2 separate regions of the Homo sapiens genome follow, and region 2 is linked to region 1. Evidence: chromatin loops called from intact Hi-C (ENCODE). Cell type or tissue: HCT116. All regions are shown on one strand. Each heading gives the region's core, and the rest is flanking DNA. Links, peaks and the distances in the headings are about the cores only.

Evidence for each region. Hi-C counts contacts between places; a loop is a spot of excess contacts. Peaks named below come from ENCODE experiments on the same cell type or tissue, not always from the same donor. Only the 100,000 strongest peaks of a DNase experiment are listed, where the experiment ranks them.
Region 2: it touches region 1 in a loop (2.3-fold over the local background); 4 of 110 quality-filtered maps call a loop at or near these places.

Annotation. Positions count from the first base shown.
Region 1 is chr2:127,474,017-127,485,361 of GRCh38, reverse strand. IWS1 (interacts with SUPT6H, CTD assembly factor 1) reads left to right here. Exons shown (of 14, transcript NM_017969.3): 14 at 4,187-4,550. The coding sequence ends at 4,318. Among named protein-coding and RNA genes, the nearest start is that of IWS1, 47 kb to the left of the region's middle. RefSeq lists an enhancer at 4,604-5,555. In HCT116, for the core only: a CTCF peak has its summit at 5,939 (motif pointing right); a DNase peak (open chromatin) is centred at 5,931.
Region 2 is chr2:127,365,724-127,377,068 of GRCh38, reverse strand. All of the region lies in intron 1 of MAP3K2 (mitogen-activated protein kinase kinase kinase 2), which reads left to right. LOC124906074 (a long non-coding RNA gene) reads right to left here. Exons shown (of 4, transcript XR_007087227.1): 2 at 6,624-6,722. Among named protein-coding and RNA genes, the nearest start is that of MAP3K2-DT, 16 kb to the left of the region's middle. In HCT116, for the core only: a CTCF peak has its summit at 5,843 (motif pointing left); a DNase peak (open chromatin) is centred at 5,828.

The DNA of each region.
Region 1 (11,345 bases), core at 2,214-10,213:
CTGATCCACTATGCTTTGAGACTAATGGCACCTTTGTTGCGGAGCACACACAGTGTGTGTGTGTTGCCTGCCTATGGTTCTTCTCCATGACCCCTGCTTTGGCAGCTGTTTCCACTGACTCCACTCTCCTACCTGCCAGTTCATGTTGCTATTAAGTGACTATCAAAACAAAACGTACTTTCTTATTTCTTGAGAATAAATCGAGGGTAGAGAAGGACTAGTTCTGTGCCAAGAACTTCCTCCTCTCTCTCTCCCTCCTCTTTCTTGTGCCCATATCCGTGTCCCTGACCACCTCTCCATGTCCCCTGTACCTGTTTCTTTTTTGCCCTTCTGTCCTTTTTCTTTTTCTTTTTCTTTTTCTTTTTGAGACGGAGTCTTGCTCTGTCGCCCAGGTTGGAGTGCAGTGGTGCGATCTCCACTCACTGCAAGTTCCGCCTCCTGGGTTCACACCATTCTCCTGCCTCAGCCTCCCAGTTAGCTGGGACTACAGGCTCCTGCCACCATGCTCGGCTAATTTTTTGTATTTTTAGTAGAGACGGGGTTTCATCCTGTTAGCCATGATGGTCTTGATCTCCTGACCTCGTGATCCACCCGCCTCGGCCTCCCAAAGGGATTACAGGCATGAGCCATCTCCTTTTTCATTGTTTCTTCTCTCTTTTTAGCCGTCTTTCATATTTCTCTTAACATTTTTATTTTTGAGAATTGGGAACTACAATATGGCAAAGAAAATAGGTAATAAAAACTCTTAGTGGCCAATCTGCTTTGAAAGCAGAGGTTGTGTTTCCAGGGCTGTGTCCCTGTGTGCTGATGTTTCTGGTTCTGGTCCCACTTCCCCATAGGTGGAGCAGGGTTGCATATTCACTCAGGACTTGCTTCCACATTGTAGACGCTAATGAGCAGTATTAGAAAAGACATGTCCAGGAAAAGAAATGGAAATGGGTTTCCAATGAAACACTTTTTGTCTTAAGTATCATTTTTGTTTTCAAAGTTATGTAAATAAATATAAAAAATAAATAGGGTTTTTTGTTTTTTGTTTTTGTTTTTGTTTTTGAGACGGTGTCTCACTCTGTCGCCCAGGCTGGAGCATAGTGGTGCAATCTCTGCTCACTGCAAGCTCTGCCTCCCGGGTTCACACCATTCTCCCGCCTCAGCCTCCTGAGTAGCTGGGACTAGGGCAGGCGCCCACCACCACACCTGGCTAACTTTGTTTTTGTATTTTTAGTAGAGATGGGGTTTCACTGTGTTAGCCAGGATGGTCTTGATCTCCTGACCTCTAGTGATCTGCCCGCCTCGGCCTCCCAAAGTGCTGGGATTACAGGTGTGAGCCACCATGCCCGGCTAACAATTTGAGGTTTTAAATGTATTTCCAGATATGCCTTGAACTTAGTTTTTATAATTATAGAAAATGTTTAAGTACAAAGAGAAACATTATTCATGGTCCTAGCATTCAAAAGCAGTTTGATGTATTTGTTGTCTTTTTTCTACTGATAACGTTAATTAAAATTATACTAAATATCAGCCTGGACAACATAGCAAGACTCCATCTCTACCAAAAAATTAAAAAATTAGCCGGGCATGGTGGCATACATCTGTAGTCCTAGCTACTTGGGAGGGTGAGGTAGGAGAATCACTCGAGCCCAGGAGTTTGAGGCTGCAGTGAGCTAGAATCATGCCATTGCACTCCAGCCTAGGTGAGACCCTATCTCTAGAAAACACACACACACACACACGCACACGCACACACACACACACACACAGCCCAACCCCCCCACCCCACCACCCCCCGCCCCGACCAAATTATAATTTTGGTTATTTTCCTTCATTAAACCACCTAGTCGATTTATCATTTTTAATGGCTGCATAATGGTCTATCCTGAATATAATTTGCTTTTTTTTTTATTATGTATTTTCTTTCTTTGTAGAGATGGTTTCACCATCTTGCTCAGGCTGGTCTCAAGCGATCCTCTGGCCTTGACCTCCCAGCGTGCTGGGATTACGGGCGGGAGCCACCACACCCGGCCATGAATATAATGTGTTTATTCGTTCGTTTATGATTTCTGATTTTTTACTCCTAAATAATGTAGTAACCTGTGCTACATTGTATTTTTTATATGTTCATTTACTCCGTGGAATACTTCTAAAATAACAGTAAAATGACAAAGGAATGCCTATTTTTTCATGAACTTTTAAAAATACAGAAAGCATAAATAAAATTAATGCCATCTGTAATCCCACCACAACTTAATGTTAACATTTTAAATTATTTCTTTTTTTTTCATACATATGCATAGACAATTACTGGGTTTTTGTTTTGTTTTTTGTTTTTTTTTCAAGCGACATTGTGATTGTATTCTTTTATACCTTATTGGGTTTGTTTTTTACTTACCATGGTAAAAATCCATTTGAGTGAGCATTCTTGAGTGGTTTTGCATTGTGTCTTCACACAGTTGTACCATAATTGAAGCTGCTTTTGGCCTTGCTCTGGTAAAGCAGTGTAGCACACACTCTTAATTTCTAAGGAAGTGTAGCGTTCCCTTGATGAATCAGGAGAGAGATCATTGAACTTGGTGTATGAGGTACTCTGGTCTGTCTTTTCAAGCTTGGGGTAAGTAGGCATCTGCAACTACCAGTCATATATTTTGTAACCCACTGGCCCGTGTGTGCCCTGATTGCTGAGGCTAGACAGATCCATCAGGGCTTAGACAGTTAGTGAGGGTCCTGGGAGTAGGCGAAGGGAAGTCCAGTTAATGTGTGAAGCTGCTGGGAATTGTGTAGTTGGCAGAGATTTGAGCAGGTAAAGCTTCCGATGTGGACCAAGTACAAGTACTAAGATCACGGCACATCCTCTAAAAGGAAGTCAGATATTTGGGACTGTCCAGGAAATCTGGGAGATAGTGTGATGGTGGCATAGCTCTTTCTCATCTGACACTTTTTATGCTTACTCAGAGTACGAATGCCAAGTATTGAGACGATACAGAATAATATTTGAATTGAGATATTCCTAGAAAGACAGGTCAACATGGCTCTTGGTCAAGAATGACTTAGAGTTCCTTGCCTAGTGCTCAGCTGGCTTCATGTCATAGTTGAGGCTGGGTCCACAGGTGGGATAAGATTCCACCAAAGCTCACCAGGCTGGTACTGACCCCAGAGTGTCTCCCAGGCCCTACCTTATTTTAGCATTCTTTTGAATTGAGTTTCAGAGGTGATTCAGTAGTAAATGTATGGGGAGAAGAATTAGAAAAACCCATCTCTTTTTAAGCAGTCATCATTCTTAAACATCTGAATTGTTTTACAACAGAGTCAGCAAACCTTTCTAGCATTTCTAAAAGATGGCAGTTTCTTGGAGACCACATCTTTGCAAGGCAGTATTTTCAAAATATAAAATAGCCCCCAAACCAAACCTTTAAACATGAAGGGCAAATGGGTAAAGACTTAATATTCTTTTTGTGTCAAGTATACTTAATGTAAATCTAGTTGCTTGTGAAGTAGTAAAATAGTAATAGCTCCTATTATTTTGAGCACTGACTATATGTGCTCAGCCTCTGTGCTTGGATCTGACATCACTATCTCATTTCCTTCTCTCAGCAGTTCTGGAAGGAGTACCTACCCTGGGTATGCTTTGCCCAGGGTCACAGAAGTTACTGAATTAGAGCAGGGATTCACCCCAAGTGTAAAAACTCAAGAGCTCCTGCACTTAGGGGTTTACTTCACTAATCATCTAACCTCATTTATTATGCTTAAGGCTTTTTCTCAGCTGACCTGACTTTGCTTTAGGTCATTCTTTTTTATGCCAGCACTGTTTGAAAGTGCATGTCAAGCGGCTAGCTCCACATTTGGTCTTCGAAAGGGAAACGCATGCAGTTAAAACGTAATGTACATGATGGAATTGGGAGGATCATAGTCTCAGTTTCCCCCCCCCTTTCTCCCATCTAGGAGACCTCCATGGACTGCAGCAAAATTAAAAATAAAGCACAGACAACAGAATTATTCTTCACTGAGAGAGTTTAATATGCGTTTCTAACACCATCTATACTTGCTTTGTTGTTCTTGAGGTCATCAACACACATTCTGGTTATTCCAGAGCTAGAAGCTCTTCTGGTTGCTAACTCAGTTATAAGAAGATGAAAGACATAACTAGACTTACGTATTTCAGTAGTTTGCTCTTTAATTTTTCCCTTACTCTTAGTTTCAGGCGACCTCCAAGAAGGGTATCAGTCGACTGGATAAACAGATGAGAAAGTTCACAGATATAAGGAAAAAAAGCAGATCTGCACACGCAGTGAAAATCAGCATTGAGGGCAACAAAATGCCATTGTGACCTTGCCTGGAATGTGTCCCCATCTCTACTCTAAGAAATGCGCAATGGACTCTTTGGAGAAAGAAGATATTTTAAAACATTTTTAGTGTGTCTGTAAATGGTTCAGCGTGTATCAGATGTTGTCATAGGACTCACATTTCTCTCAGTTATATTTAAAACCGTTGTGTACTTTGTACAAAGGAATACTAGTCATACTTCTATAAACTTTACACAATAAAATTTCATTCTGGTTTTTGGGGGGCTGTCTCTTCATTTCTTAGAGGATACATTCTTAATAGGGGCAAAGATTGTTTCTTGTTGTGTGGGAAAAAATCTTATGATATTATAGGGGTTTGTGACCCTTAGAGGTTCAATCCTCCCTCATTGTGGTATAATGAGGAATTTGTGTGGCCTTTGCCCCTGGTTGCTGACAAGGAATGTCTAAAACACTTGTGGTTTCCTGAGTGATAGAGCGTCTCTTGTTATGCTAACGAGGTGACTGTATGGTGGGCTTTAGGGTGGAGGCTGGTAACCAGAAACAGCTACTACAGAGGGTTGGGCCAGCAGGACCCGGGAGATTGAGACGCAGTCAGTGACCTGTTTGATTTAATCAACCATGCCTGCCAAATGGGACCTGATGAAGAGCTCTGGACCCCACAGCTCAATGACGCTTCTTGGTTGGTGAAAGCATTGGTGTGCTGGGAGGGAGAGGATTCCCCTCCATGAGGACAGGGGCACAGAAGCTCTGCCTTCCCTCCCAGACCTTCCCTTATGTATCCCTTCATTTGACTGGCCCTCCTAATTCATATCTTCTGTAGTAAAACTAATCATAGTGTTTTCTAGGGAAGGATAGTGCTTTCCTGAGTTCTGTGAGTCATTTCAGCAAGTTCTTAAACCTGAGAGGTTTATGAGAACCCCAAATTTGTAGCTGGTCAGAAGCGACAGTAGCCTGGATGCCTCACTTGTGGCTTGCATCTGAAGTGGGGGCAGTATTGTGGAGGACTGACCTCTTAAACCCGTGGAGTCTGATGCCAGCTCTGGGTGTGTCGTATCAGAATTGAATTGCAGTACCTCAGTTGGGGTGGAAATGGAATACCAACAAAATCTTATTAATGTGTTTCTCTTATTTGGGATAATTATTTTGATTTTCATTTTTCTCTGGGATGGGGGCTTATAACAGAGAAAAGATCAAGAAATACTACTGTCTTCAAGGAAATATGGATATAACTGAAAATCACTATGCCGAAAGCTTAGAGCAGTTGAGCAGTTAGAGGAGAGAGAAAAATTATAGCTTGTAGCTATGTTTCTTGTTGCTCTATTTTTGTGATAATAGTCTCTATAGACTTAATTATGAGAGGTCTCTTAAGGTCAAGATGACGAGGCCCAAGAACGTTTTATCAACTAGATTATTTTAATTTCAGAAATCCTATTCTGATACGGATTGGCACCTTGATCTTCAGAAACACATAAAACTACTTTTGGCCAAAAAAGCCTTTGAACAGCTAAAATAATGAAGTTTAGATACTAAAACACTGCTCACAAGAAACTCTCAAACTATTTACTTCCAGCAAACGCAGAAGCACAGTGGGATATAGTGCTTTGTAAAAAGCAGGTGCATAAAGGCATTAGAAGGTAATAGCTAGCCACTAGATGGAGACAAAAACCTAAGCTTTTCTGCAATGTTTCATACAAATACCCTCAAAAACACTTGAGAAGGAAAAAGCAGAGGCATCTAGTGAAGCCTTACACTGATCATTAAAAAATAAATTTGAAACAAAGACAACAAAGGTTGTATTTAAGAAAGATTTTTAAGTTACACAATTTTGTCATTTAATGGGGTAAGCTCCAATTACCTGAAAATTTCACTATTACAGGGTAAAACTTTAACGATGTTGGCAAGTAAAAAGTTTTAAACCATACCCGGGGAATTCAAAATGGTAAGAGATTCTCCTGTACTGTGTTTGAAGGAAAAAATTAGTTTCTATATAAATGATCCTTGGTGTTGGTTTTATGGCAGCTCAAACCTAGCTGGCCAGAAAAACCTTTAATTTTGAAGATATTTCCAATTTATAGTAGTTGCAAAAATAGTAAATAAACTCCGGTATACTCACTGATATTTACCAAGTGTTAACGTTTTGCCACGTCATTGACTCTGTCATCTTGTATATGCATAGAGCTATTTTTGCAGACTCAGAGTAACTTGCCGACAACTTGCCCCTTGAGCCCCAAATACTTCAGCATATTTCTTCCAAGAACATAGACTTTAGTTTTGTCCCAGAATTGATGATACTAACTTTGACAACTTGGCTATGATGATACAGAGTTGTGGGGGATTTTGTTTGTTTTTTAAGAGATGGGTTCTTACTGTGTCGCCCAGGCTGAAGTGCAGTGGTGTGATCCTAGCTCCCTGCAGCCTTGAACTCCCAGGCTCAAGCAATCTTCCTGCCTCAGTCTCCTCCCAAGTGGCTGGGACTATAGGCATGCACTCTCATGCTTGGCTTTTTTTCTTCCCCTTCCGGTTTTAAGATTTACTATCTTAAACAGTTTTACCGCTCAGTGGCATTGAGTATGTTCACAATGTATCGCCATCACCACCATTCATCTTCAGAAATCTTCTCATCTTGCAAAATTTTAACTCTACCTATCAAAGAACTCTCCTTCCTCCCCCAAGCTCTTGGCAACCACCATTCTACTTTCTGTCTCTTACGAGTTGTCTGTTCTAGGTACCTCATATAAGTGGAATCATACATTTGTCTTTTTGCGACTGTCTTATTTCACTTGGTATAATGTCCTCAAGGTTTGTCCATGTGTCCAAATTTCCTTGCATTTTAAGGTTGCATAATATTCCAGTGTGTGTATATACCACATTTTGTTTGTCCATTCATCTGTCAATGGACACTTGGGTTGCCTCCACCTTTGGCTATTGTGAATAACGCTGCTGTGATCATGGGTGTACAAGTATTTGTTCAAGACCTTTTTTTCTTCACTTTTAGAGATATTAAAAAACAACCATTTTTTTTTCCAATTCTTTTGGTTATATACCTAGAAGTAGAATTGCTAGATCATATGGTAATTCCATTTTAAATTTGTTTAGAAAGTGCCATACATACACTTTCCATAAGGGGCTACACAATTTTATATTCCCACCAATAGTACACAAGAGTTCCAATTTCTCCATATGCTTGCTAACACTTGTTATTTTTATTTTTTGATGGTAGCCATCCTAAGTGATGTGAGGTGGTATCTTGTGATTTTAGTTTGCATTTCCCTAATGATAGTGATGTAGAGCATCTTTTAATGTACTTTTTGACCATTTATATATCTTCCTTGGAGAAATGTCTATTCAAGTCATTTGCCCAGTTTTATATTGGGTTGTTTGGTGTGAGTTGTAGGAGTGCTTTGTGTACTCATGTTAATGCTTTATCAGCTATATGATTTGCAAATACTCTCTTTCATTCTTTAGATTGCCTTTTCACTCTTGATTGTGTTCTTCGTTGCACACATTTAAATTTTGCTGTATCTCACTTTTTTCTTTTATTGCCTGTGCTTTTGGTGTCATATCAAAAAAATTATTGCCAAATTCAATATTATGAAGCTTTTACCCTATAATTTTGTAAGTTTAGTTCTTATGTTTAGGTCTTTGATCCATTTCTAGTTGATTTTTTGTATGTTGTGTAAAATAAGGTTCCAACTTTATCCATTTGCATATGGATATCAAGTTTCCCCAGCAACATTTACTGAAAAAAACTTATTTTCCCCATGGAATGGTCTTGCAAGTCTTTTCAAAAATCATTTGACCATATGTGTAAGAGTTGATTTCTGGACTTTCTTCTTTTCCATTGGTCTGCATGTTGCAATATAGAACTGTCTGTGTGTCTGTCCCCACTGAAGTCAGGACGTGTGAGTCTTCCAACTTTGTTGTTTTTCAAGATTGTTTTGGCTATTTGAGATTTCATGTGAATTTTAAAATGGATTTTTCTATATATGCAGTAAACATTATTGGTATTTTGTTAGGAATTGCATTGAATCTGTAGAGGTGCTCTGGGTAGTATTGACTTCTTAACAATATTAAGTCTTTGAATCATGACCATGGAATATCTTCATTTATTGGTGTCTTCTTTAATTTCCTTAATGTTTTGTAGTTTTCTTTTCCTTTTTTCCTTTTCTTTTTCTTTCTTTCTTTTCATTCTTCTTTTTGATTCAGATTCTCCCTTTGTTGTCCAGGCTTGTCTCAAACTCCTGGCTTCAAGCAGTCTTCCCACCTCAGCTTTCCAAATAGCTAGGACTACAGGTGTGTGCCACCATGCCCGGATAATTTTTTTTGTAGAGTTGAGGTCTTGCTATGTTGCCCAGGCTGCTCTTCAACTCCTGGCCTCAAGCGATCCCCCTGCCTTGGCCTCCAAAGTGCTAGGATTACAGATGTGAGCCACCATGATGGCCTGTAGTTTTCAATGTAGAAGTCTTTCGCCTCCTTGGTTAGGTATATTCCTAAGTATTTTATTGTATTTGATGCTATCATAATTTGTTTTCATAAGTTCCTTTTAGGATTGTTCATTGTTAACATGTAAAAATGCGACTGATTTGTATTGATTTTTGTATCCTGCAGCTTTTCTGAATTTGTTTATTCTAACAGTTTTGTTTGGCTTTGGGGGTGTTTTGTGGACTCTGGGCATTTCTACATGTAATATCATGTTGTCTGCAAACAGATAATTTAATTTCTTTCCAGCTTGGATGGCTTTTTAGTTTCCTTTTTATGCCTAATTGTTTTGGCTAAGATTTCCAGTACTATGTTGAACAGACGTGGTAAAAGTGGGCATTCTTGTCTTGTTTCTGATAAAAAGCTTTCAGTCCTGAGTATGAGTATGATATTAGCTGTGGGCTTTTCATATATGACATTTATTATGTTGAGTTTCCTTCTGTTCCTTGTTTGTAGAGTGTTTTTTTTTAAATCATGAAATGGTGTTGGATTTTGTTAAATGTCTTTTCTGCATCAATTGAGATGATCATGAGTTGTTTTCTTCATTCTGTTAATGTGGTGTATTATATTGATCGATTTATATTTGTTGTTGTTGAACCATCCTTGCATTTTGGGAATAAATCCTTCACGGTCATGGGGTGTAATTCTTTTAGTGTGCTCTTGAATTTTCTTTGCTAGTATTTTGTTGAGGATTTTTGCAACATATTTATCAGGGATATTGGTCTGTAGTTTTAGTGCCTTTGGTTTTGGTATCAGGATAATACTGACTTCATAGTTTGGAGTTTGGAAGTGTTTCTCTTCAATTTTTTGAAGTATGAGGAAGATTGGTATTCTTTTTTAAATGTTTGGTAGAGCTCACCAGTAAGGCCATCTGGTCCTGAACTTTTGTTCATTGGGTGTTTCCTTACTAGTTATAGATCTGTTCAGATTTTTATTTTTTCATGATTTAGAGTTGGTAGGTTGTGTTTCCAGGAATTTAATTTGTCCGTTTTGTCTAGGTTATCCAACTTGGTGGCATACAGTTGTTCATAGTAGTGTTTTATAATCCTTTTTGTTTCTGTAAAATGGGTCATAATGTCCTCGCATTTGAGTCTTCTCTTTTTCTTCACCTAGCTAAAAGTTTGTCAATTTTGTTGATATTTCTGAGGAACCAGCTCTTGTTTTCTTTGATTTTTTTTTCTCTTTTTTTGTATTCTCTGTTATGTTTATCTCTGCTCTAATCTTTATTATTTCTTTCCTTTTGCTTGCTTTGTGTTTAGTTTGTTCTTCTTGTTCTTTAAGGTATAAAACTAGGTTGTTGATTTGAGATCTTAAAATTTGAGCATTTGTAGATACAAATTTCTTTCAGCATTGCTTTTGTTGCATCCCATAAGCTTTGGTGTTTTTATTTTCATTGTCTCAAGTTATTTTCTTATTTCCCTTGTGACTTCTTCCTTGACCCATTGGTTGTTTAAGAATGTACCATTTGATTTCCACATATTTGTGGATTTTAGGGTTTTCTTTCTGCTATGGATTTCTAATTTTATTCCATTGTGATTAGAAAGCTACTTTATATAATTTCAGTCTTTTCAAATGTTTTAAGACTTACTTGTGGCCTAATAGCCTGTCCCAGCGAATGTTCCATATACTCTTGAGGAATATGTGTATTCTGCTTATTGTTGGGTGGTATGCTTTTTGTCTATGTGTTAGGTCCAAATGGCCTATCATGTTGTTCAAGTCCTCTTTTTGAGACAGGGTTTCACTTCTGTCACCCAGGCTGGAGTGAAGTGGTGCGATCTTGGCTCACTACAACCTCTGCCTCCCAGGCTCAAGTGATTCTCCTGCCTTAGCCTGTCAAGTAGCTGGGACTATAGGCGTGCACCACCATGCCTGGCTAATTTTTTGTATTTTTAGTAGAGATGGGGGGGGTTTTACCATGTCGCCCAGGCTGGTCTTGAACTCCTAGACTCGAGCAATTCACCCGCCTCAGCCTCCCATAGTGCTGAGATTACAAGTGTGAGCCACTGCGCCCAGCCTCTGTTTCTTTTTTGATCTAGTCTCTTGCTTTTCTATCAGTTATAGAAAGTGGGGTATTGAAGCCTACTGTTACAGTAGGCCATCTGTTCCTCCCTTCAGTTCTGTCAGTGTTTGTTCATATATTTAGGAGCTCTTATGTTTGCGGTGTGTGTGTGTGTGTGTGTGTGTGTGTGTGTTTGTGTATGTTTATAATTGCTATATCTCATTGGTGAATTGATCCTTTTAAAAATATATAATGTTCTTTGTCTTTTGTACCAGTTTTTGACTTAAAGTCTATTTTGTCTGATATTAGTATAGTCACCCCTACTGTCTTCATTACTATTTGCATGGAATATCTTTTTCTGTCCTTTCTTTGTCAACCTGTGTGTGCTTAGATCTAAAGTGAGTCTCTTGTAGACAGTATGTAGATGGACTCTTTTTTTTAAATTCATTCTGGCAATCTGTCTTGATTTGGGAGTTAAAATTCATTTACATTTAAAGTAATTACTGATGGGGAAGGACTTACTGTTGCCATTTTGTTGTTTTCTGTATCTCTTATAGGCTCTTTTTGTCCCT
Region 2 (11,345 bases), core at 2,264-10,263, 110 kb after region 1:
TTTTTTTTGAGACAGGATCTCGCTCTATCATTCAGGCTGGAGTGCAGTGTCAGGATCACTGCTCACTGCATCCTCGACCTCCCAGACTCAAGCATTCCTCCCACCTCAGCTTCCTGAGTAGCTGGGACTACAGGCACACCATTATACCCAACTAATTTTTAAATTTTTGTAGAGGTAGGGTCTCTGTATTGCTCAGGCTGGTCTTGAACACCTGGGCTCAAGCGATCCTCCTGTCTCAGACTCCCAAAGTGCTGGGATTATAGGTGTGAGCCACCATGCACAGCATCAGCATGATTTTTAACTAGTTGTAGACTATTATTCTGAGTAGGCTGTGAACAAAAACCCCAATATCTCAGTGGCTTAAAACAACAGAAGGTGTATGTTTTGCTCATACCATGTATTCATTGAGGGTCAGCTGGGGGCTCAGCTCAACATTTTTGTCATCCTTACTTTGGGTCCCACTTTGGGACCTCACATGGGAGCAGCCCCTGTACGGAACTGCTGGGTCCAACCCGCAGACCCTGGCTGAATGATGGATGAACAAGTGCACTCAGACACCAGAAACCAGTGAAAGAGCGGGCTAGGGGACCAGGCCACCCACAGACACCAAGGAGGGTGCTGTAAAGAGTCAGCAGCTGCGGCCCTGACAAGCCTGCGCTGCCGGCATTTATTCAGTATAGATTTAATGACAAAGGCCTTGAGTCAACACACTGGTGGGCAGTTCACATGGTTGCGCTCCCCCCCTTCCCACCCTCCCACCCCAGTAGTCCTGCACGTGGATGATTAAAGGCCAGGTTCCAAGGTCTAAGTAAACTTATCTAGATCAGTTTCTTTACATTCCCTTTTTATCAACCTAAACTGTCAGGCACCGGATAAGAGAATCTGGCTGCCTTCAGCCAAATCTTTTTCCGAAGCTTTTGTAAAAACCTTACAGCCTTCCAAGAAGGTTTGCATCTTCCTACAGTTTTTCCCATCACCCTGACTGATCTCCTACATCTCTCCCTTTTCTGTTTTTAGCATCAGGTTTTGTTGATAGGAGAGTACAGATATGTGCAGTAGGTTTGTCAGGCGTGGTGGTAACTGCTCATATTCCAGCTTTGCATCCTAGCATTAGTAAATAACATAAGACAAACTTGAGTATAATCAACATTTTTTTTTTTCCAATCAAGGAGTGACCTATATTGTTACTCAGCAGTTCAGTTCATTGTGTGCTGTTACTAAGGAACCCCACTGGGGTTATGTTAATCTCTCTCAGCCAAGCAGTCACGTTGTTAGAAGCTGGGAAGGTCGGGTATTTGTCTAAGTAACAGGGCAGAAGAAAGGCGGATTTAGAGGATGGGCCAAATAGAGTGTAGCAGGTACTAGTTGCAGGCAGAGTGAGAGAATTAATCCCAGCACTTTGGGAGGCTGAGGCAGGTGGATCACGAGGTCAAGAGTTTGAGACCATCTTGGCTAACATGGTGAAACCCCATCTCTACTAAAAATACAAAAATTAGCTGGATATGGTGGCATGTGCCTGTGGTCTCAGCTACTTGGGAGGCTGAGGCAGGATAATCACTTGAACCTGGCAAGCAGAGGTTGCAGTGAGCCCAGATCGCACCACTGCACTCCAGCTTGGTGACAGAGTGAGACTCTGTCTCAAAAAAAAAATAAATAAATAAATAAATAATAATAAAGCATAACAAGGAGCAGATTATCTGGAGTGAATGGTGTCTGTGTCCAGAGCAGGATTCACTCAGTCTTCTGACTTGTCTTCTTGAGCATCCTGTCCGGGGCCTGTGTTGTCTGATGAAGCCACATTGTTCGGGGCTATGGGTCCCATAGGGTTATTTTCTTTATTTCTGGTACTGGGTTGGGTCCTAGCCACACCATGGTATGGTTCGATGCATTATGCTGGAATACAAAGAGGACCTGAGGGGGTGTGAACACAAGCATATCCTCTCCCCCACGTTAACAATTCATTTGGACCATACCATACATTACTGTTTACGTCTTTCCATAAAACTGCAGGTTTTATTTCTTGAGAGGTTTTAGCAAAGTGCTTTTCTACAGCTGATTGAAATTTATTTAAATTTTAAAAATTAAGGGTAAATAAGGCTTGTGCTAGTAGTGTTGCAGGGTCCTTATTCATATTCCCCCTTTTTTGTTTTCTGAGCATATTTTTAAGGCTGGATTGGGTACGTTCTATGGCCTGTCCTTGGGAGTTATACGGGATGCCTGTGGAATGTTGGATGTTCCATGTGTGACAAAATTGTTGAAATTGTGAGCTGGCATAAGCCAGACCATTATCAGTTTTAATTTCTGTGGGCCGTCCCATAAATGCAAAAGTTAAAAGAAGATGTTTAATGACATATCGGGTGGACTCTCCAGGAAGAGCATGAGTACTAATTAAATGAGAATTGGTATCAATGGATACATGTACATATCTACGTTTTCCAAATTCAGGGATGCGTGTAACATCTGTTTGCCAAAACTGATTAGGTTCTAGTCCTCTAGGGTTAACACCTGTTGAAGGAGGGGATGTGCCTGTGAACTGGCAATCTGGGCATTGTAGGGTAATTTGTTTAGCTAGTCTCTGGGTAAGTTGAAATTGTTTAGATAAGTTTCTCAAGTTTTGGTGGAAAAATTGTTGCAATTGGGTGGCTTGGTCAGGCAGTGATGTCATAACCTGTAGGTCTGCTTGATCATTGCCATAAGCCAGTGGGCCAGGCAGTGAGCTGTGGGCCCGAATGTGTGTAATAAAAATAAGATGTATACATTGATCTAGCAGTTGCTGAAGTCGGAGAAAAAGTGCACACAGGGTGGGCTCCAGAGTGGTCTTAATGAAGGCCGTCTCAAAGTTCTGCAATAAATAAACAGTAAGCAGAGTCACTAACAATATCGATGAGCTGAGTGGAGAAAGTTTCTAAGGCTAATATTAAGGCTCCAATCTCAGCTCTCTGAGTGCTAGTAAATCCAGAATGAGTGAGGGAATTATGTGATCTCCACCAGACAGCCGCTTTTCCATGTTTACCAGAGCCATTAGTAAACAATGTTAAAGCATTAGGTATGGGGGATTGAACTATTTTAGTAGGCAAAACAACAGAAGTACGAGATAAGAACTGAAGGAGTTTGTCAGCAGGAAGGGTATGCCCTATAAGGCCTGTGTAATCAGAGAGTGCTGTTTGCAGGTCCATAGATAAGGGTAATACTGCTTCAAATTGCTTTTTACTTAAAGGAATCCTGATGATATCAGGGTCATAACCTAGCAACTGATTGCATTGTCTGAGGCCTGAATAGATGACTTTATTGACTCACTGGACATAGAGAGAGAGTGTTTTAGTCCCGGTATGTGAGCAAAAAACCCATTCTAGAAAGCATAGCTCTGGGCCCATCTGTCTTGTTAACCCTGTAGGGGAGTGTTTAGTGGGAAAAACAAACAGCTGAACTGAATATCATGGATCTGTGCGATCTAATTGCCTTTGAGAGATAAATTGCTCTACTTCTTCAATTTCCCTTTGTGCCGTAGGAGTTAAATACCTAGGAGAGTCTAGGGCAGCATTGCCTTTTAAGATAGAAAACAAGTTTTGTAACTTATCAGTAGTTATGCCTAGGGTGGGGCAAAGCCAGTTAATATCACCTAGTAATTTCTGATAATCATTTAAGGTGTGTAAGTTGCTAGTATCTAATTTAAGCTTTTGAGGTCTTAGCAAGAAATTAGTCTGTATCCAAGATATTTCCAAGGAGAAGACATCTGTACTTTTTCAGGTGCTATGATTAAACCTCTTAACTGTGTATTCTTTGCTACAGAGTTATATAACCTTAAAATCACTGGCTCTGTTGGGGCTGCTAGTAAAATATCATCCATAAAATGAATAATCTTGCCATTAGGAAATTCTTTTCTACTGGGGAGAAAGCCTGATTTACATGATACTGACACATGGTAGGACTGTTCAGCATTCCTTGGGGAAGCACTTTCCATTGGAATCAGGGAGCTGGCCTTTCATTATTGATTGCTGGTATTGTAAATGCAAATTCTTCTCTGTCCTCTTCTGCTAGGGGAATAGTATAAAAGCAGTCTTTTAAGTCAGTAACGATTATAGGCCAATGTCGAATGGCCGTGGGGGAGGGGAGCCCCTGCTGAAGGGGCCCCATAGGTTGCAAATTAGCATTGATAGCACATAAGTCGTGCAAAAGTCTCCATTTACCAGACCTTTTGGGAATGACGAAAATGGGTGAATTCCAGGGGCTGTTTGATGGTTCTGTATGGCTGGCTTTTAGTTGCCCCTCAACTAATTCACGGGCTGTTTGTAATTTCTTTCCCTTTAAAGATCACTATTCTACCCAAATAGGATTTTGAGAGAGCAATGTCAAGGGTAGGGGAGGAATAACTGTGGCCATTATTAGAAAGAGGTCTGCAGAGTGACCCCCCCATTGGGCTAATAGGTCCCGTCCCCAAAGGTTAACAGGGAAGGGCATGAGTTGAGGTTGTATAACTGCCTTTCTTACCTCTGAATCGCAACAGGTTAGGGGGCACGTGCTCTGCTTGGCTGTGTGCGCTTCCCCAATGCCAACAATTTTTTGTTTCTGAGTGACCCAAGGACAAGTTTCTGGCTAGTTTTGATCATTAATGTTTGAAATATCCATCCGTGTGTCCAATAAGCCAGTAAAATTCTTATTTCCAATTTTTAAGGTGATCATGGGTCTCTGGTTAGTGATTAATTGATTCCAGTGTACTTTTGTGGCTCCTGTGCTTCCAAAACGTCCCTTTCCCCCTTTCTGGGCATTGGGGACCCAGTATGGTAAAAGCAGTAACAGAGCTGTCTTTGATCCCGGGGGAAGAAATATGCAGACCTTTACATTCCATCATAACTAGTATCTCACCTCAATAATCACTATCAGTTACCCCAGTGAGCACATTGATTCCTTTACTGGATAGGCTAGATTGCCCTAGGACTAATCCCACTGTTCCCAGAGGCAGTGGGCCCCAGATCCCGGTTGCAACCCTTTTAGTGTCTTCTCCTTCTTTTAGCACTAATTCATCGGGGCAGAGTAAGTCCAGTCTTGCGCTCCCAGTGGTGGTTGCTCTGAGAGAGAGGACTGTGGGCTTTCCATCTGACAGAGGAAAGCCACTGACATTGCCCCAGTTTGCAGCAGGGCCTGGGGTCAGCCCCTCATGAAGTTTCCCGCCTGGTTACTTACGGAGTTGTCGTTTTTATCAAATTTGGACTTGCATTGATTTGCCCAATGTTTCCCCTTTTTACATTGCAGTCATATAGAAGGGGGTTCTTTTCCTGAGTTACCTTGGTCTCTATTATTGGGACATTCCCTCTTCATATGACCTGCCTCTCCACATAGAAAACAATTTGGGTTTCCCTCCCTTTTCACTTTAGGAGGCCTTAATGCCATAGCCAATATTTTGGCTTTGTGTGTTTCAGTCCCCACCAGTTGACATGCTTGTGTAAGTTCCCTGACTGTGGCTGCCTTTCCTCTGATTGCATGCATTGCTTGTTGGCGATCCACATTAGCGTTTTTATAAGCCAATTGTAACAAGATATCAGTCCTGGGTGTGACTAATTTGTCTCTTAATTGCCTGGGTTAAACGATTGATAAATTCAACAAATGGCTCCTGAGGCCCTTGTCGAACATTTATAAAAGATCCCTGTTGATCTCTGCTTTTGGAAATTCTGTCCCAAGCCCCGAGAGCGCACAAAGACACTTGTGCATAGGCCTGGGGATCAAAATTAGTTGTTGTACATCGGCATGGGGACGCCTCCCCTGGAGCATAGCAGCTGTTACATCTTGCACGGCCACCTCGTTCTGGTTGGCTTGTTGTTCGCACAACTCATCGTATTCTGCCCTCTAGAGGAGGTACTGGCTGGCCTCCAAAATTGTTTTAGCTAGCACTGACCAGTCCCATGGGGTCATACGGAAGTTGTCTGCCAAGGCTTCAGTCATTCCTTTCGTAAGGAAATGGGCTAGCGGCTCTGTTTTCTTTAATGCTTTTTCTTAGCTTTTTATAAGCATTAAAAGAAATGGGTTCATGTACCTGATTGCATTGTCGTTCTTGCATTACTGGGCAGGCTAAGAGCTCCCCTTCTAATGCCACTTGCTTAAGACAGGGTCCCCCAGCTGTAGCATATCCCTTGTCTTTTCTTCTAGTTTATTGGAGGAGGGGGCTCAGGCAAAACCTCCGTTTCCTCTTTGTTATTTTGGCCCGGTGATAGCGGGGCTGAGGGATAAGGAGGCAGTAAGGTAGATGATGGTTCCTCCTCCCTCCCCTTTTTAGGCTCTTCTGTGTATAACGGGGCCAGAGCTGCCCTAACTAAAGCCCATAATGTTAAAGATGTTACTGGGACCTGTTGTCCTTGTGCATGATGTTTAAGATTTCTCCCCACTTGTTCCTAGAGCTCTATGGCTAGTGTACCTTCTTCCAGGAACCATGGGTTATGGGATACAACAGTTTGCATTAGGTCCCTTAATTGAGCCTGTGAAACCCAGGCTCCACTAGCTTTAAGCAGCTTTTTAAATACTTTTATATACTGTTTCTGTTGAGCTGATAACTGTTGTCCCTTGATGAAACCCTAGCCTGAGCAATTCCCTCGAACTTGGAAATTCAGAGCAGGCAACAGTGACTTACTGACCGCAGTTTTTTCACCTTCATTTTCAAGGGTTCTGTTGTGATCTGTTGCAGCATTCCTCACACAGGGCTCTACCTTCCGGGTCCGACCCGCAGACCCTGGCTGAACAACAGATGAACAAATGAACTCAGACACAGGAAGCCAGTGAAAGAGTGGGCTAGGGGACTGGGCCGCCCACAGACACTGAGGAGGGTGTATAAAGAGTCAGCGGCTGAGGCCCTGACAAGCCTGTGCTTGCGCTGCGGGCATTTATTCAGTATAGATTTAATGACAAAGGTCTTGAGTCAACACACTTGTGGGGAATTCACATGGTCGTGCTGCGCCCACCCCCACCCCCCGCTAGTCTTGCATGCAGATGATTTAGGCCAGGTTCCATGGTCTAAGTAAACTAACTTACTTAGATGAGTTTCTTTACATCCCCTTGTTACCTAACCTAAAGTTTCAGGCACCAGATAAGACAATCTGGCTGCCTTCAGCCAAATCTTTTTCCGAAGCTTTTGTAAAACCTTCCAGCCTTCCAAGAAGGTTTACATCTTTCTACAATTTTTCCCACCACCCTGACTGATCTCCTACACGGAACATTACTGGTTAATTAGTTAAGAGAGAAAAGAGACCATATCAGACTACACTCTGGCTTTTAAAGCTTTTACCTAGAAACATTCACCACTTTCACCCACCAGCTCTGGCCAAAGGAAGACTCTTGACTGTACTTGGGATATAAACAGGATGGGGAAATTTAATCTTTCCATATGCCCAGAAGGATAAAAACAAGTATTTGTGAACAGCCCTCCCACGGAGACAGTGTTTTCTGTGGAAAAGTTTTTGAAAATTAATTTTGAAAATCATTAAATGGAAGCCAGTGGGAAAAATGTGAGTCAATACTATTTCTTATTAGTCTTTGGAAAGAGATCTCCAATCTAAGATGAAGTCATTTTTTACTTGTTTATTTGCTGTTTTTTTTTTTTTTTTTTTTTTTTTTTAGTAGAGACGGGGTTTCACCGTGTTAGCCAGGAGGGTCTCGATCTCCTGACCTCGTGATCCGCCCGCCTCGGCCTCCCAAAGTGCTGGGATTACAGGCGTGAGCCACCGCGCCCAGCCTATTATTTGCTGTTTTGTAATAATACAGTCAGTCCTCTGTATCTGCAGGTGCTGCTGCATCTGTGGATTCAACCAACCACAGATAGAAAATATTTGAGAATGGCCGAGCACGGTGGCTCATGCCTGTAATCCCAGTACTTTGGGAGGCCGAGGCGGGCAGATCACAAGGTCTGGAGTTCAAGACCAGCCTGGCCAATATGGTGAAACCCTGTCTTTACTAAAAATGCAAAAAAAAAATAGCTGGGCGTGGTGATGCGTGCCTGTAATCCCAGCTACTCCGGAGGCTGAGGCAGGGGAATCGCATGAACCAGGGAGTCGGAGGTTGCAGTGAGCCGAGATCCCGCCACTGCACTCCAACCTGGGCAACAGAGTGAGACTCTGTCCACACAAAAATAAAAAATAAAATATTTGAGAATAATAATACTAGTCACAATTCAACAAGCTGGGTGCAGTGGCAAATGCCTGTAGTGCCAGCTACTTTGGAGGCTGAGGCGGGAGGTTTGTTTAAGCCCAAGAGGTCGAGGCCAACCTGGGCAACATCACAAGACCTCATCTCAAAAAGAAAAAAAAAATACAAATTTAAAAAATAACTTATAACAACTATTTACATGGCAGTTATATTAGGTATTAAAAATAATCTAGAGATGATTTAAAGTATATGGGAGGATATGCATAGTTTATATGTAAATACTTTGCCTTTTTATTTTTATTTATTTATTTATTTATTTTTGAGATGGAGTCTCACTCTGTCTCCAGGCTGGAGTGCAGTGGCACGATCTGGGCTCACTGCAACCTCCACCTCCCTGGTTCAAGCCATTCTCCTGCCTCAGCCTCCTGAGTAGCTGGGACTACAGGCGCATGCCACCACACCCGGCTAATTTTTTGTATTTTTAGTAGAGATGGGGTTTCACCATGTTGGCCAGGATGGTTTCGAACTCCAGACCTCGTGATCTGCCCGCCTCAGCCTCCCAAAGTGCTGGGATTACAGGTGTGAGCCACCATGCCCGACCGCCTTATTTTTATTTTTTTGAGACAGTGTCTTGTTCTGTCACCCAGGCTGGAGTGCAGTGGTGTGATCTCGGCTCACTGCAGCCTCTGCCTTCTGGGTTCAAGTGATTCTTGTGCCTCAGCCTCCCAAGTACCTGGGACTACAGGGGCACACCACCACACCAGGTTAATTTTCCTATTTGTAGTAGAGACAGGGCTTCACCATGTTGGCCAGGCTGGTCTCAAACTGCTGACCTCAAGTGATCCACCCGCCTCGGCCTCCCAGAGTGCTGGGATTACAGGCGTGAGCCACCATGCCCAGCCGATACTTGCCATTTTATATGAGGGACTTGAGCATTTGCAGATTTTGTTATCTATGGGGTCCTGAGACAAGTCCCTTGTGGATACTGAGGGATGACTGTAGTTGGATGCTCCTAAGTCATATTTTATTTTAGATTTGTGACTTAGACGTGTTTAGATGTGTTTCATTATCATTATTTGAGAGTTTCTAATTACTGTAAAGTTTGACTGGCTTTGTTACATTTTAATGGTATTATGGAGGTTTTGTTTTGAGACGGAGTCTCACTCTGTCACCCAGGCTGGAGTGCAGTGGTGCGATCTTGGCTCACCACAACGTCCGCCTCCTGCATTCAAGCCATTCTCGTGCCTCAGCCTCCCGAGTAGCTGGGATTACAGGCATGTGCCACCACGCCTGGCTAATTTTTGCATTTTTAGTGGAGATAGGGTTTCACCATGTTGGCCACGCTGGTCTCAAACTCCTGACCTCAGGTAATATGCCTGCCTCAGCCTCCCAAAGTGCTGGGATTATGGTTGTGAGCCACAGTGCCCTGCCTGGAGTTTTAATCCAAAGTATTTTATTCTAATGTGATAGGGAAATGAGACCTAATGTCTCCTGATTCAGTTTAAGGAGAGATAGATCAACATTATGTTTCATATGATGGCTTTAATGTATATTCTGATTAGGCATTTTAAAGTAACCTGTTAACTCCTTTTTAAAGTTAATAATATCTTATTGTATAATATACATATGTCAGACAGTATTTACAAAACTTCTTAGTTGCTCAGATACTATAAGGAAACAAGATAAGTAGAGGGTTGCTCAGCCTTAGATTGATAAAAATCTACTTTTAGAGATGATGTGACATTAATCCAACCAGTCTGTGATCAGTACATGGCTGCATTCTTTTGACTTCACCCCCAAGCTGTTATGTCTCTTCATATATAATCTTGCCCTGTGATTTGAGAAAGGGTAGGTTAGTTATGTGTTCTGAGATCATGTAATGTATATTAATAAAAATACAAAAATTAGCCGAGTGTGGTGGTGCATGCCTGTAATCCCAGCTACTCGGGAGGCTGAGGCGGGAGATTGGCTTGAATCCGGGAGGTGGAGGTTGCAGTGAGCTGAGATTGTGCCACTGCACTCCAGCCTGGTGACAAAGCGAGACTCTGTCTCAAAAAAAAAAAAAAAAAAAAAAACCCTTGACTGTGGGACAGCTTAGTAATGAACTCCAGAATAGTAAGCATTGAGCCTTAGAAAATAACAGAGAACAGAATTATTCTCATGTTATGAGTGGAGAACCAAGACTAATAAAATACATTTTTGGAAATATGTTAGCCAAAAAGGTAGGGAGTGGGGTGAAGATCTTTTTGGAGAAGGAAAAAAAGTATTGGAAAAATTGTACATACAGTCTTCCTTTATGCCCAGTAGCAACCGAAAAATAATTCAGGGAGACACTTGGATAAGCCCAAAATGATTATATAAAAAAGTGAAGCTTCCTTACTTCAAATGGGGGGAAAAACACATTTTGGGACAAACTATACATCACGAAATATTTTTCTTCTCAGAATTTTTTATTTCTTGTTCTTCCTTTCTCAATCTTCACATTTCTAACTAAAGCATACACGTATCCTCTGAGTATTCTTTTTGTTTTGTTTTGTTGGGTTTTTTTTTTTTTTTTCCAGAGATAGGGTTTTTGTATGTTGCCCAGGCTGTACTCAAACTCCTGGGCTCAAGGGATCCTCCCACCTCAGCCTCCTGAGTAGCTGGGGCTGCAGGCATACACGACCACACCTGGCTAACCCTGGAGTGTTTTTAGCTAATCTTGTTCTTAGTTAATAAATTGGTATTGACGTTTGTTAATCTGTTACCCACTCTAGTATTCTCTCCATTAAATATTGCTTTTTGCAAATGGGAGGATCAAGTAGTGAGATACGACTTTTTTGGAATGAGGGTTACTTGTTCCTTGGAAGCAAAGGAGGACAGTGCAGAACTGATAAAACAAGGTTTGTTTGGAAGCAGTCAAATTGGAGACCAAATGATGTAGATTTTGTTATATATGCAAGAAGATCTCAGAGGGAAAGCTGCAGAGATTTCTTGGTCAGTAGATTGGGAGGAAGCTTGAGTACTTGAATCATTTAAGGGCTCAATCAAGAAAACAGAGCTACTATGATATTATGGAATAAGGGATTTAGGAAAGGAATAGGACTTCATACAGCTGTGGGAGAAACTCCAGAAGTCAGAGTCTGTAGGGCAGGTCAGAGAAAAGCTACTATTCAGCCTCTTTGAAGCAGTTGTGCAGTGGTCAGCTCAGCGTTTACAGGTGAATCTGAGAAGCCAGG